Linked DNA regions of Mus musculus: region 2 is linked to region 1. A link is a loop called in an ENCODE intact Hi-C map of the cell type or tissue named here. Cell type or tissue: left cerebral cortex. All regions are shown on one strand. Links, peaks and the distances in the headings refer to the core of each region. The heading gives the core; the rest is flanking DNA.

Evidence for each region. Peaks named below come from ENCODE experiments on the same cell type or tissue, not always from the same donor. Only the 100,000 strongest peaks of a DNase experiment are listed, where the experiment ranks them.
Region 2: a loop joins it to region 1, with 4 times the contacts of the local background. A loop is called at or near these places in 22 of 42 quality-filtered maps.

What each region holds. Positions count from the first base shown.
Region 1 is chrX:150,506,996-150,514,715 of GRCm38, forward strand. It overlaps a transcript of Apex2 not described here. Among named protein-coding and RNA genes, the nearest start is that of Alas2, 37 kb to the right of the region's middle. In left cerebral cortex, for the core only: a CTCF peak has its summit at 3,842; DNase peaks (open chromatin) are centred at 3,320, 3,833, 4,622 and 4,856; H3K27ac peaks cover 256 bases.
Region 2 is chrX:150,659,945-150,667,664 of GRCm38, forward strand. No RefSeq gene overlaps it. Among named protein-coding and RNA genes, the nearest start is that of Tro, 6.4 kb to the left of the region's middle. In left cerebral cortex, for the core only: a CTCF peak has its summit at 3,054 (motif pointing left); a DNase peak (open chromatin) is centred at 3,067.

The DNA.
Region 1 (7,720 bases), core at 2,429-4,928:
AATGGCTACTCCATCTTGTTTCTTGGGACCATTTGCTTGGAAAATTGTACTCCAACCTTTTACTCTGAGGTAGTGTCTGTCTTTGTCACTGAGGTGCCTTTCCTGTATGCAGCAAAATGCTAGGTCCTGTTTACATATCCAGTCTGTTAGTCTGTCTTTTTTTTTTTACTGGGGAATTGAGTCCACTGATGTTAAGAGATATTAAGGAAAAGTGATTATTACTTCCTGTTATTTTTGTTGTTAGAGGTGGAATTATGTTTATATAGCTATCTTCTTTTGGGTTTGTTGAAAGATGACTTTCTTGCTTTTTCTAGGTTATAGTTTCCCTCCTTGTGTTGGAGTTTTCCATCTATGATCCATTGTAGGGCTGGATTTATGGAAAGTCAACATGTAAATTTGGTTTTGTCATGGAATATCTTGTTTTATCCATCTATGGTAATTGAGAGTTTGGCCAGGTATAGTAGCCTGGGCTGGCATTTGTGTTCTCTTAGTGTCTGTATAACATCTGCCCAGGATCTTCTGGCTTTCATAGTCTCTGGTGAGAAGTCTGGTGTAATTCTGATAGGTCTGCCTTTATATGTTACTTGGCCTTTTTTCCCTTACTGCTTTTAATATTTTTTATTTAGTGCATTTTGTGTTTTGATTCTTGTGTGATGAGAGGAATTTCTTTTCTGGTCCAGTCTATTTTTGAGTTCTGCAGGCTTCTTGTATGTTCATGGGCATCTCTTTCTTTACGTTAGGGAAATTTTCTCCTATAATTTTGCTGAAGATATTTACTGGCCCTTTGAGTTGGGAATCTTCACTATCTTCTATACCTATTACCCTTAGGATTGGTCTTTTCATTGTGTCCTGGATTTGCTGGATGTAGAAACTCCTTGGGTTAGGAGTTTTTGCTTCTTGCATTTTCTTTGACTGTTGTGTCAATGTTTTCTACGGTACCTTTGGCACCTGAGATTCTCTCTTCCATCTCTTGTATTCTGTTGGTGATGCTTGCATCTACGACTCTTGATCTCTTTCCTAGGTTTTCTAACTCTATGTTTGTCTCCCTTTGTGATTTCTTTATTGTTTCTATTTCTATTTTTTGATCTTGGATGGTTTTGTTCATTTCCTTCACCTATTTGATTGCGTTTTCTTGTAATTTTTTTTTCTTTTTTTTTGGGCTTTTTTTTTTTGAGACAGAGTTTCTCTGTATAGCCATGGCTGTCCTGGAACTCACTCCGAAGACCGGGTTGGCCTCAAACTAAGAAATCCGCCTGCTTCTGCCTCCCAAGAGCTGGGATTAAAGGTGTGTGCCACCACCGCCCAGCAAGACTTTCTATTGACTTAAACCCACATTTGAGCAGTCTCCTCTGGTGGATAAGCTACAACATCCTTAAAGATTGGTTTTGCCTCTAGATGGCAGCTTCCATTTTGGATTTCCATACACAGAATTTTTAACTGGTGCTTATTCCATGGCCATATACCATATTACTTAATAAGTATCTCTGGGGACGGGGCCCAGACATCACTGTTCCCTCATGCCCCACAGTAGATGAACCCTCTGCATTTATAGTGCCATTATTTTTGACATTACCTGATATTATATTTTGCTATCTCTCAAGTATATGTCAGTTATTATATGTTATAAAGAACTTCTCATTCTAATGTTTTTTTTTGTTCTTTAAATGGTTTCCTAAAACAATCCCACCATTACTGAAATGTAGGAAAGCATCTTTACATTGTTTCTTTGTTCACTGCCAGTATTTTTATCCCAGAGCCCTCCCTTTCTTACTTGATATAAATGTATGAAGAAAAGGGGCCTCACAGAGGAAATGGATGTGCGATTCCGTTGTCTTAGTAACCGCTCCACTTCTAATCTCTCCTGAGTGACTCAGCCCAGGCAGGAACACTGTGCTTAGCAACCAGGAACAGGTAATAGCCTACTTTCCTCTTTGCTGTTCAGTGCTAAGAGGCTGAAACAAAGACATAAAGATCGTTGCCAGGGAGACCAAAGCAGAATCTATCAAAACCATTAAGGAGAAAATGTCAAGTATAATACAAAATGGAAGGCAGATCCATTTTGATACACCCACAATCTTGGATTGAGACGCTTACGTGTTCATTCAAAGGGCTTTTGTCGTGTGCACACAAGTGATTCTTCCTGTACAGATAACCACAAAGACATAATGAATTATTAGAGAAAGGGACACAGGAAAAGGAGAGAAGCCAGGCAGTAATGGGAGAAATAAGTTTTAAAAACCATGTATCTCGCTGGGTGGTGGCTCAAGCTTTTACTCTTAGCACTCAGGAAGCAGAGGGAGGTGGATCTCTGGGAGTTCGTGGTCTACAGAGTGAGTACCCACATAGGCAAGGGTACATGAAGAAACCCTGTCTCAAAAACAAACAAACAAACAAAAAAAAACCCAAGATAAATAAATAAACAAAAGCAAGTATTTCAAGACTCATTTCAACAACCATGCTCTATTTTAGCCCATATTTATATAGAATTGTTAAGCAAGCTTTACATGAAAGAAAATATATCTTCCTTTTGCTTATTAATAATTCCCATTAGGACATACCTGAACCTCAAGAACCTATGCTGTTTCTCTCAGCTCTGCCTTTATTGCACCTCCTGAACAGGCATGCGGGTCAGCTCAGCTGAGCGACAGCTGCTTACAAATAAGAAGGAAAAGAAAAGCTTCTGTGTCCTCATACATTGGCTGTGGGGTTTCTTGCTTATTCGTAAATCACTGATGGCTTACACTGATCCCCATACCAAATGCTGAAGGGAACAAGGGAAGAAAACCTTCCGCCTCTAGCCTTTGTATTAATAAAACCTTGCTTCCTGTCCTGGGGGGTCTCTTTGGGTCCCCCATCCTTATTATCCTGGTTAGTTAGTTAGTTTGTTTGTTTGTTTGTTTGTTTGTTTTTGATAGACTTGATACAAGCTAGAGTCATTTTAGAGGAAACCTCTATTGAGACAATACCTCCAACAGACTGGCATATTGGCAAGCCTGTAGGGCATTTTCTTGAATTAATGATTGATTCAAGACAGCCCAGCCCACTATGTCTGGTGCCAATCCTGGGTCCTGATTTGTGTTCAAAACAAACAAACAAACAACAAACAAACAAACAAACAGGTTGAGTCAAGCAATGGTGGTGCACACCTTCAGTCCTAGCACCCAGGAGGCAGAGGCAGATAATTTCTGGGAGTTTGAAGCCAGCTTTGTCTACAGAGCTAATTTTAGGACAGTTAAGGCATGTGAGGAGGCTAGGTTTAATCCCCAACCCATTATGCATTCTTATCACTGTAAGCTCAACTTCCTGGAATATGCTTACAGAGACACACAGACAGACACATAGACAGACAGACAGACAGACACACACACACACACACACACACACACACACCCCTACTCAAGTCTACGGCCAAGTCTTAATCTTAGAAGACACTGTAGACAGATATGAATACACCTTGTTTGCATAAAACTTTAAAGTGGTTTCACATTAACTTTCAAATTCCCTGGAAATCTCATTATTAGGACACATGTGACATCAGCATGGATCTTCTGAAGTTATTTCAGAGTATAAAAAGGGTGTGTTTGTCAAAAGTGAACACTGATTCTCAGACAAACATATCAGAAAGTAGTTGCCACAGATCATTTCCGCATCAGAAGAATCAGAAGGCCCTGTCTGACCACCTCTTTTCGTCTTTTGTAATAAAAAACATTAGCAGATATATTCAACTGTGTTGAAAAATATAGATACACGTCTAAAGTTCTGTATATAACATTCAAATGGAGGATGGGAGGACTTTAATGGCCTTCAGCAGTCCAGAAGATGCAGTTACTATTTATTACACTAGGGGCAGCAACGTATAAGGAATGGCAAAGTAAGCATTTCAATTACATTTGCACTGCAGTCTGCTAGATGACCAAATATTAATACCTCTTAATTAGACATCTGAATAATCAATAGTTTGGCTATATTTTTCTCATTTTAAGAGGATTTCTTGGGAAATGTCTGGTTCATATCTTTGTTGGGTTTTTTTTTTTTAAGCTAAAAGAAATTCTGTTCCCACCCTAAGCTCAACCCCCACCCCCACCCCAGATAACTTCATGAAGACAGTCTTGTCAGGATTTCATCAGACTCAGACATGGGGTACAATTAGACACTAAGAGTATGGGGCTGGCAGAAAGAATAGAAGGGACCAGAGGCAGAATTCAAGGTCTTTCTGAAGAGCAACTCCCAATTAACCCTGTAGGAAAATGTTTTGTGTGTGTGTGTGCACACGCGCGCACGCGCAAGTGTTTGTGCATGCTTCCCTACAAAATAATTATAAGGATTAATAGACGTCTATATGCTTAGTATTTGCCCATCCTCCACAAGAGCTTACATTTTGAATAGCAATTTTGTTTTTATCTCAAAGGTAACCAATCAAGCACACTCAGCTTCAGTTTCCTTGGTAACCGACCTCTGCTTCCTGTCTAGACTTCTGGTCATGAGAAGAGAGAAATGGAAAAATACTGGACTAAAGCAAGCAGGCTGCAAAATGGTTTTTCTTCTTACTGCAGTCTACTTCTCTGCCATTGTAGTCCACCCCACCCCACCCCCAAACATTAGCGAAGTCTGTTGGTGAGGGGGAGTGAGATGACGTCTACTTTTATGTATCTTTGCCTTTATATCTGCATCAATTTGGTCCTGACTAGTCACATCCTCAGCAGCACAGACATCTTTCTTTGTACTCCATCCCACCTCTCTTTCTTTCTGGGATATATTATTCTTGATTAGTCATAGCATGATCCACCACCTTCTTTTGCTCTCTTGCCCCTTCCCTTCCTGTCTTACTAAAGTAAGGGTGGGGAAAAGGCATGAGATACAGAGGAGACAGAGGCAGGTACTATTCATGGAAGCCCTGCCTTTGGAAAGCCCACGCTTTGTATGTACTAGCTCCTGCTAGTGTATTCGCATTAAATTCTAAAGGGTCCACAGAGACACACACAGAGAGATATACATAGACATATACAAACTCACACAGTCACAGACACACAGGCATGCATGCATGCATGCATACATACAGAGACACACACAGAGAGACAAACACAGTACACACACACACACACCCTAAGTCTGAAGAATTCCTGACAAGACTGTCTTATCATGGAGTCAGGTAGAGTGAAAAGAGCTAAGGGGAGGAGCAGAATTTCTTTTACCTTTAAAAAAACAGCAACAAAAATATGAACCCCAGCACCAAAACATTTCCCAAGAAATCCTCTTAAAATGAGAAAAATATAGCCAAATTATTGACTGTCCAAATTTCTAATAGGTATTACTATTTGGTCAACTATCAGAGTACAATGCAAATGTAAATGAAATGCTTAAATATTTTTTAAAAATCAAAAAAACTTTTTAAATTTTTAATTTTTTTAAAAAAATGGTTTTATTGAAATAAAAATACATTACTTCCCTCTCGTTTATTCCCTTCAGCACCTCCATCCCCACTCTCAGTTCGATTATATTTGTTACACACACACACACACACACACACACACACACACACACACCCTTCTGAGTCAGTTGTTGTTTATGTGTATATGGTTTCAAGGCTGACCATGCAGCACTAGGGCAACTAGTAAGAGGGCACATCCCTGAGAGGCTAATTCTCCTTCTCCCAACATATCTGCCTATAGTTCTCTGCCTAGGGGTGAGACCCTGCAAAATTTCCTCCTTCCGTGTTAACATATGCCACCAATAATGCCATTGCTCCTGTTACACAGCCATTTCTAGGACTGGTTGCTGACAGCAGGCTTCCTACTATTGTGGCTCTTAGAATCTTTACAGCCCCTCTTCTGCAATGTTCCCTGAGCTATATAAAAGCAGCAGCTGTGCTGAGGGTATATCTGTTGGGGCTGGGTTCCCCATGATTTGTTGATCGCTACATTATAGCCAGTTGTGGTTTTCTTTGACGGCTCCCATTGGTTGGAAAGGGAGGCTTCTTTGATGAGGGGTAGCTACAGTTATCTGTGGGTAGAAGGATCAGATTTAGAATGTAAAAGGAATTATGCTTATCTAGCAAACTGGTGGTAGTAGATTCTTTTCTAAAGTCCGGGCCCTCATTATCCTGGAGAAGCTGCCTCGGTTTCCTATACCAGATATGATTTCTCTACTGTTGAGTGGGCCTTAAGACCAATTAGACAGCTATTGGTTGCCATCAATGATATGAGAGCCACTTATTTATTGCATCTTTCTACTATCCTTCCATGCTGGTAACTGTCGTGGTTCATAGGAGTTGCAGATTGGTAGGGGTGTTTAATAGTTGCCCTCTCTTGGCAGCCTGAATAGTATTTTCTGAAACAGTGAAAGCTAGACCACAGGAAAGAATCTTTAAGCTCACATCCAGCTCACGTTATCCAAACCATGTGTTCTGAGTGTGTAGTATTGTATCTTCAGCAACAGGAGCCCACCTTCCTAACTGGTGAGAGGCAACCAAAGGATATATCTATAATCTGTATTGTTTTGGGAAGTCACTAGAACTACCCTGGCCAACCACTTGAAAGGAGGTTTCTTGTGCCTGGTACTGAAGTTTTGTTAGCCTATGGTTCTAGTGGAAAACATGTCAGTCGAAGTGGCTTAACTTCGTTTAATACACATACATACACACACACACACACACACACACACACACACACACACTACATAATTCATAATTTTAGGTAAATATAAAATCATGATTTGAGGCTTTGTCAAAGTCTTGTTCTCTGAAGGACAGCCCTGCCCCATCCTCTCCTGTACAGCACCTGTTCTCACTTGAAACCATCCCACCCTACCCTTCCACTCCTCTAGCTATGCCACCAACCCTCCCACAGTGCACCTCCCTGTGGCATTTATGAGGGTTTTGTACAAATCCACCTTTCTAGCTGGGTATAACAGTGTACCACTCTAATCCCAACACTGGAGAGAGTGAAGCATGACGATTGTAAATTCAGGACCAGCCTGGATCACATAGCTGCCTCACTCATACACATACAAAATGAAAATCTTGGGGTGATGATACATAACTTTAATCTCAGGACTGGGGAGGAAGGAAGAGGAAGAGGAAGAGGAAGAGGAGAAGAAGAAAAGGAAGAGGAGGAGGAGGAAGAGGAGGAGGAGGATTGTGACTTCAGGTCTAATTGGAATACCCAACAAACAAATACACAAACAAACCAGCAAAGCAAATCCAACTTATGATATCCCTCAATGCTAACAAGCCCCAAATATATTGTTCTCATGGCTCTGCATTTCTGGGATCTAATTTTCAGTTGCCATAGGAACCACTCAGGTCCTCTACTTACTGGTCTAAATTGCTACTACAAAAAGGCTCTATATCTTTTTGTCCTGTTAATTCTCGGTTGCCATAGGAACCACTCAGGTCCTCTACTTATTGCTCTAAATTACTGCTACAAAAGGCTCTATATCTTTTTGTCCTGTGTGGCCTAAAACCACACCTGGAAAGAAAACCTGTCTCCTACCCATGGAAGGAGTTACAGAGCCAAAGTTTGGAGCTGAGATGAAAGGATGGACCATGTAGAGACTGCCATATCCAGGGATCCACCCCATAATCAGCATCCAAACTCTGACACCATTGCATACACTAGCAAGATTTTATTGAAAGGACCCAGATGTAGCTGTCTCTTGTGAGACTATGCCGGGGCCTAGCAAACACAGAAGTGGATGCTCACAGTCAGCTAATGGATGGATC
Region 2 (7,720 bases), core at 1,912-4,411, 150 kb after region 1:
TGATTCTCTCCATGTAATGTCTGGCTGGGGGTCTCTTCATCTGTTTCCATCTGCTGCAGGAGGAAGCTTCTCTGATGAAGACTGGATAAGGCACTGATCTATAAGTATATCATTAGGAATCATTTTACTGCTTTTTTTTTTTTAAGACCAGTAGTGTTCGGTTTTACCTTAGGTCTCTGAGCTAGCTAGCTTCTGGTTCTTGATCACCCAAGAATTGTCGGATACAGGTTCCAAATGTCAGATACGGCTCATGAGTGGGCCTTGGATCAAATCAGACATTGGCTGGTTCATCCCACATGTTCTGTGCCACTACTGCCCTTGCATATTTTGCAGGCAGGACAGATTGTTGGTAAAAGGTGTTATTCCTGCATCGGTGTCCATGTTTTCTTTCAGTAGCCTGCACAGTACCTTCCTACACCCAAGACACTAGAACATGGGGGTGAGAGCTCCTTGTAGGCTTCAGCTCATCTTCTCCATGTTTAATGAGCTGTGAGGGTGTTGTCCTCAGCAATGAGACCCCATGGTCAGTATTCAGAGAGCAGCCCCTTGTCTTGGCAACAACCTGGATTGTTTGGGGATTTCCATGAGATTCCCTTGACTAACACCTCAATTAAATTCTGCTTAGTCCTGCTACTGGAAGACTTGTCTGGCTACAAGTGATGACCAGTTCAGGCTCCATATCCCCCATTACTAAGAGTGTTCACTAGAGTCATCTTCATTTATTCAAGGAAGTTTCCACTGCACTAGGTTTCCACAGACATCCCCAAGTGCTCCCTCACTTCCAAATTGCTCTCCTCATACTCGCTTCCTTCATTCCATCTTCCCTCTACCTGATCCCCTCAGTCCTGTTCCCATATATCCCCAATACACCCATAAAATCTATTCTATTTTCCCCTTCCCAGGGAGATCTCTACATAATCTCCTCTTTACTCAACATCTCTGGATCTATGGATTGTAGTTTGGTTATCATTTACTTAACAGCTAATATCCACTTATAAGTGAATATATACCATATTTATCTTTCTGGATCTGGGTTATCTTGCTCAGTGATTTTTTTTCTAGTTCCATCCATTTGCCTGCAGATTTCATGACTTCATTTTTTAACAGCTGAGTAATAATCCAATGTGTAAATGTACCTTGTAAAAGTATTTTTGTTTGCCTGGCTTGTCATCTCCAAGGCTTACTGCCTCCATCTGTTAACTTAGTCCTAGTCCTGGAAATGTCTAGCCTCCATACAATCTAATCAATGCCTAGAATGTTTTCAGCCTCTGCCTCTGAGACTTGCTACTGAATAAGCTCACCCCTTCCTAGTTCTTTCTGATCTCTGGCTGGCTGGATCAACTCAGTTGTTCTGGCCCCAAACTCCTTTCCATACTAACTGCTTCAACAAACTGGCTTCTTTCAATTCTAACTGCATTTGTCTACTTGACCTCAAACTAACTCTAGCAATCAGTTCTAATCTTCTGGCTCATTCTCATTCTCTGGCTCATTTTGTCTTCACCTGGGTCTAGCTTCTCTCTCTCTCTCTCTCTCTCTCTCTCTCTCTCTCTCTCTCTCTCTCTCTCTCTCTCTCTCTCTCTCTCTCTCTCTCTCTCTCTCTCTCTCTCTCTCTCTCTCTCTGTCTGTGTCTCTCTCTCTCTCTCTCTCTCTCTCTCTCTCTCTCTCTCTCTCTCTCTCTCTCTCTCTCTCTCTCTCTCTCTCTCTCTCTCTCTCTCTCTCTCTCTCTCTCTCTCTCCAACCTGCCTCTGTACAACTCTCTCTGGGAAAACTGCTTTCTCTTTGTCCTTCCGTCTCTCTGTCTCTCTGAGTGTCCCTTTCTCTGTATGTATCTCTCTCTGTCTCTGTCTTTTTTCTCTCTTTGTTTATGTGTCTCTGTCTTTCTGTCTGTCTATGACTTCCTCTCTCTTCTTATGAGAGTTAGGCCTATCCTATTCTATCAAATCTTTCTCCTACTCATCACTTTGTCTGCCGCTCAATTAGACATCACTTTTAAACATGTGTAGAGGGTGCTTCCTTTAGCTTCATTTTTGGGAGATTAAAGGTGTGTACTAAGGGATGTCTATATTCCTGCCAGAGGGATTAAAGGTGGGTGCTAGGGGGTGAGCCATACCACATCTAGAAATATTTCTTTCCAGCAAACAACACAATCCCATGGTCTGCAGTGTGATCGCATATCCTCCAGTGCCACATTTTCTTTATTCATTCTTATGTTGTGGGAATATCTAGGTTGTTTCCAGTTTCTGGCTATTATGAATAATGCTGCAGTAAACATTATTGAACAAATGTCCTTGTGGTAGGATGGAGCATTCCTTGGGTATATGCCAAAGAGTGATATAGCTGCGTCTTGAAGTAGATCAATGTCCAACTCTCTGAAAAATCACCTAATTGGTTTCCATAGTGGCTGTTTTAGTTTGCCCTCCCACTTGCAATGGAGGAGTGTTCCCCTTGCTCCACATCTTCACCAGCATGAGCTGTCCCTTGTGTTTTTGATCTTAGCCATTCTGACAGGAGTAAGATGGAATCTCAAAGAAGTTTTGATTTGTATTTCCCTGATGGCTAAGGATTTTGAACATTTATTTAAGTATTTCTCAGCCTTTTGAGATTCCTCTATTGAGAATATTCTGTTTAGATCTGTTCTCCATTTTTAATTGGGTCACTTGGTTATTTTTTTTAATATAAAGATTCTTGAATTCTTTGCCTATTTTGGATATTAGTCCACTATTGGAAATGGAGTTGGTAAAAATATTTTTCCCATTCCTTAGGCTGCCTCTTTATCTGATTGACCATGTGTTTTGCCTTACAGAAGCTTTTCAGTTTCATGAGGTCCCATTTATCAGTTGTTGATCTTAGAGCCTGAGCCATTGGTGTTCTGTTCAAGAAGTCATATCATGTGCCAATGCGTTCAATGCTGTTCTCTAGTTTCTCTTATATTAGAATCAATGTATCTAGTTTCATGTTGAGGGTGTTCGTTTATTTTTATGTATGTGAGTACACTGTTGCCCATCTTCAGACATACTAGAAAAGGGCATTTAATTCTGTTAAAGATGGTTGTGCGCCACCATGTGGTTGCTGGGAATTGAACTCAGGGCCTATGGAAGAGCAGTCAGTGTTCTTAACTGCTGAGCCATCTCTCCTGCCCTATGTTGAGGTTTTTGATCCACTAGAACTTGAGTTTTTTACAGGGTGATAAATATGGGTATATTTGCATTCTTCTTCATGCAGACATGCAGTTTGACCAGCACCATGTGTTGGAGATGCTGCGTTTTTTTCCAGTATATATTTCTGGTTTCTTTTTTAAAAACCTCAAGTGTCCATATAAGTATGGATTCATATACGGGCCTTCAGGTATGGTCATACCTCCAGTAGTTCTTTTATTGTACAGGATTCTTTTAGATATCCTGGATTTTTTGGCTTTCCATATGAAGTTGAGCATTGCTTTTTTAAAGGCCTGCAAAGAATTGTGTTGAAATTTTTAATGGGGACTACACTAAATCTGTAGATTGCTTTTGGTATGATAACCATTTTTACTATGCTAATCATACTGACACATGAGCATGGGAGATCTTTTCATCTTCTGCTATATTCTTTAATTTCCTTCTTCAGTGATTTGGAGATTTTATCATGCAGGTCTTTCACTTCCTTGATTAGTTACCCCAGAGTACTTTATATTATCTGCAGCATTTGTGGAAAGTGTTGTATCACTGATTTCTCAGGCCATTTGTCATTTGTACACAGGAGGGCTACTGATTTTTATTTTTTTTAGTTAATTTTGTATCTAGCCACTTTGCTGAAGGTGTTTTCAGCTGGAGAAGTTCCTGTAGAAATTTTGGGGTTGCTTACATATTTTATCATATCTTCTGCAAAATACAATACTTTGACTTCTTCCTTTCCCTTGATCTCCTTTAGCAGCTGTCTTATTGTTCAAGATAGAACTTGAGGTACTCTGCTAAATACTTATGGATAGAGTGGGCAGCCTTGTCTTATCCCTGGTTTTAGTGGAATTGCTTTGAGTTCCTCACCATTTAATTTGATGTTGGCTATAGATTTGCTGTAAATTGCCTTTAATGTTTAGGTATGTTCCTTGTATCCCTAATCTCTCCAGGACTTTTATCATGAATGGGTGTTGAATTTTGTCAAAGGTTTAGTCAGCATCTAATGAGATGATCATGTGGTTTTTCTTTCAGTTTGTTTATATGGTGGATCACATTGACAGATTTTCATATGTTGACCCATCCCTGCATCCCTGGGATGAGGTCTATTTGATTATGGTAACTGATCTTTTTGTTGTTCTTGGATTCAATTTGTGAAGCATTGAAAAAAATTTTGCATCAATTTTCAAGAGGGAAATTTGTCTGAAATTCTCTTTTTTTGTTGTTGATTTTTGTTGAGTCTTTGTGTGATTTTGGGTATCAGGGTGACTGTGGCCACAAAAATAAATTTGGAAATGTTTCTTCTATTTATATTTTGTAGTGGATGATCTTGTGGATGTGTTCTTGAGTTCAGTTTGTAATTATTTTATTGAATGTTTTTGCTTCACTGTTCATGAGGGAAATTGGTCTCAAATTCTCTTTCTTTGTTGAGGCTTTGTACAGATTAAGTATTGATAATTGTGCACTCATAAAATGAATCGACCAATATCTCTTATGTTTCTATTTGTGAAATAATTTGATGAATATTGATGTTAACTTTTATCTGAAAGTCTGGTAAAATTCTGCAATAAACAGTCTGGCCCTGGGCTTCTTTTGGCAAGGGCAGGGTACTTTTAATGGCTGCTTCTATTTCACTAGGGGTGATAGGTCCATGTAAATAGTTTATCTGATCTTGATTTAACTTTGGTAAGTGGTATATACCAAGAAAATTATCCACATCATTTAGATTTTCCAATTTGGTGGAATACAGATTTTTAAAATATGTCCTTATGACTCTATGGATTCCTGCTGTGTCAGTTGCTATGCCCCCTTCTATTTTCTGATTTTATTAAATTGGATATTCTCTCTGCCTTTTAGTTAGTTTGGCTAAGAGTTTATCCATCTTGTTGATTTTCTAAAAGAACTAGCTCTTTGTTTTGTAGATTCTTTGTACTATTCTCTTTGTTTCCAATTGGTTGATTTCAGTCCTGAGTTTGATTATTTCCTACCATCTACTCCTCTTTGGTATGTTTGCTTCTTTTTGCTCTAGAGCTTCTAGGTGTGTTGTTAAATAGATAGTATAGAATCTCTTCAAGTTTTTTTATGAAGGTACTCAGTGCTATGAACTTTCCTGTTAGCACTACTTGCATTGTGACCCATAAGTTTGGGTATGTTATACCTTAATTTTCATTTAATTCTAGAAAGTCTTTCATTTCTTTTTTTTCCCTTGTTGACCCTTTTTTAATCTAATAGAGAGGTGTTCAGTTCCCTTAACATTGTAAGCTTTCTGATGTTTGTGTTGTTGAATTCTAGCTTTAATCCATGATTGTCAGACAGGTTGCAGAGAGTTATTTTGTTTTCTTGTATCTGTTGAGACTTCTTTGTGTATGATTATGTGGTCAAATTTGGGAAAGTTCCATGATATGGCACAAAGAAGGTATATTCTTTTGTGTTTTGGTGAAATACTATGTAAATATCTGTTAAGTCCATTTGTTTATAATGTCTGTTAGCTGTAATATTTCTCAGTTTAGTTTTGTTTGGATGGTATGTCCATTGGTGAGAGTGGAATATTGAAGTCGATATGTGATTTAAGCTGTATTATTTTCTTTTACAAAAGTGGGTGCCCTTATGTTTGATGCATAGATGTTAAGAATTGCTGTGTCCTCTTGATGGATTTTTCTTTTGATGAATATGTAATATGCTTACCTATCTCTTCTGATTAGTTTTGGTTTGAAGTCTATTTTGTCATACATTGAAATGGCTATACCAGCTTGCTACTTAGGTCCATTTGCTTGGAATATTTTTTCTCAACCCTTTACCCTGAGCTAATGTGTATTCTTGATGTTGAAGGTGTGTTTCTTCTATTCATCAGAAGGATCCGTCCTGTTTTTCCATCCATTCTGTTAGTCTGTATCTCCTTGCTGGGGAATTGAGACCATTAATACTGAGAGATATCAATGACCAAAGATTGTTGATTTATTTTGTTGTTGGTTGTTTACTCTCTCTCTCTCTCTGCCTCTCTCTGTCTCTCTCTCTCTGTCTCTCTCTCTCTCTCTCTCTCTCTCTCTCTCTGTGTGTGTGTGTGTGTCTGTCTCTCTCTCTCTCTCTCTCTCTCTCTCTCTCTCTCTCTCTGTGTGTGTGTGTGTGTGTGTGTGTGTGTGTACTTCCCTTGCTAGTGCGGGATTATTATTCTGTGTTTACAAGGATGTATCTAACTTCCTTGATTTGGAGTTGTCCCTCTAGCATCTTCTATGGGGCTAGATTTGTAGATAGATTGTTTAAATTTGGCTTTATCATGGAATGTCTTATATTGTCCATCTATGGTGATTGGAAGTTTTGCTAAGTAAGTATAGTAGTCTGGGATGGTAACTGTGGTCTCTTAGAGTTTGCAACACATCTGTCCATACACTTCTGGCTTTTAGAGTTTCCAATGAAACATCAGGTATAATTCTAATAGAACTGACATTGTATGTTACTTGGTCTTTTTCCCTTGGGGCTTTCAATATTCTTTCTTTGTTCTGTACTTTTAGTGTTTGGATTATTATGTAGCAAGGGAACTTTCATTTCTGTTCCACTGTATTTGATGTTCGATATGCTTCTTATAGCTTGATAGGCACCTCTGTCTTTAAGTGGGGAAATTTTTCTTCTATGATTTGATTGAAAACATTTTCTGGGCCTTTGACCTGGGTTTCTTCTCCTTCCTCTGTATCTATTATTCTTAGGTTTGGTCTTTTTATAATGTCCCAGATTTCCTGTATATTTGTATCAGGATTTTTTTTAGATTGAACATTTTCTGTGACTGGTGCAGTCATTGTTTCTCATGTGTATTCAATGCCTGAGATTGTCTCTTCCATGTATTGTATTCTGTTGGAGAAGCTTATCTCTGTACTTCCTGTTCCAATTCCTAAAGTTTTCATTTCCAGATTTCCCTCAGTTAGCGTTTTTTTTTTATTGGTTCTATTTCCATTTTCGTGTCTGGAACAGTTTTATTTATTTCCTTACACTCTGTTTGTGTCCTTGTCTTTCTTTAAGGGGCTTATTTACTTCCTCTAGTTGTTTGAATTTTCCTGGGTTTGTTTAAGGGAGGTATTCATTTCTTACAATTCTCTGTTTGTGTTTTCCTGGATTTAAGGGATTTATTCATTTCCTCTTTAATAACCTCTATTCATATTCATTCATTATCTTAGTCATAAAGTTTTTTTAAAGTCTTTTTCTTGTGCTTCAGCTATATTAAAATATTCAGGGCCTGTTGTGGTAGGTTAGCGCTGCTTTAGAGGATACAGTGCCCTGGCTGTCTTTGATGTGTTTTTTGCACTAGTGCCTAGGCATCTGGGTTTGGGATGATTAAAGTTCTGGGCACTGATTTATGTATTTTTTCTATTGGATAAGTATTTTGTTCTTTGGTTTCTTTTTCTTCTCTGTATCTTTACAGAGTGTGAAGGTTATGAGTTATCTCTTTTACTGGCTTTTTCAGCCAGTGCATTCATAAGGAATGCCTAATGTGTTAGAAGCTTGGTAACTGGGGTAAGTTGGGGGAAGGAAGATCAGAGGAAAAGGTCTTTGTGATCAATTGAGAATGGAGTTAGAGAGGA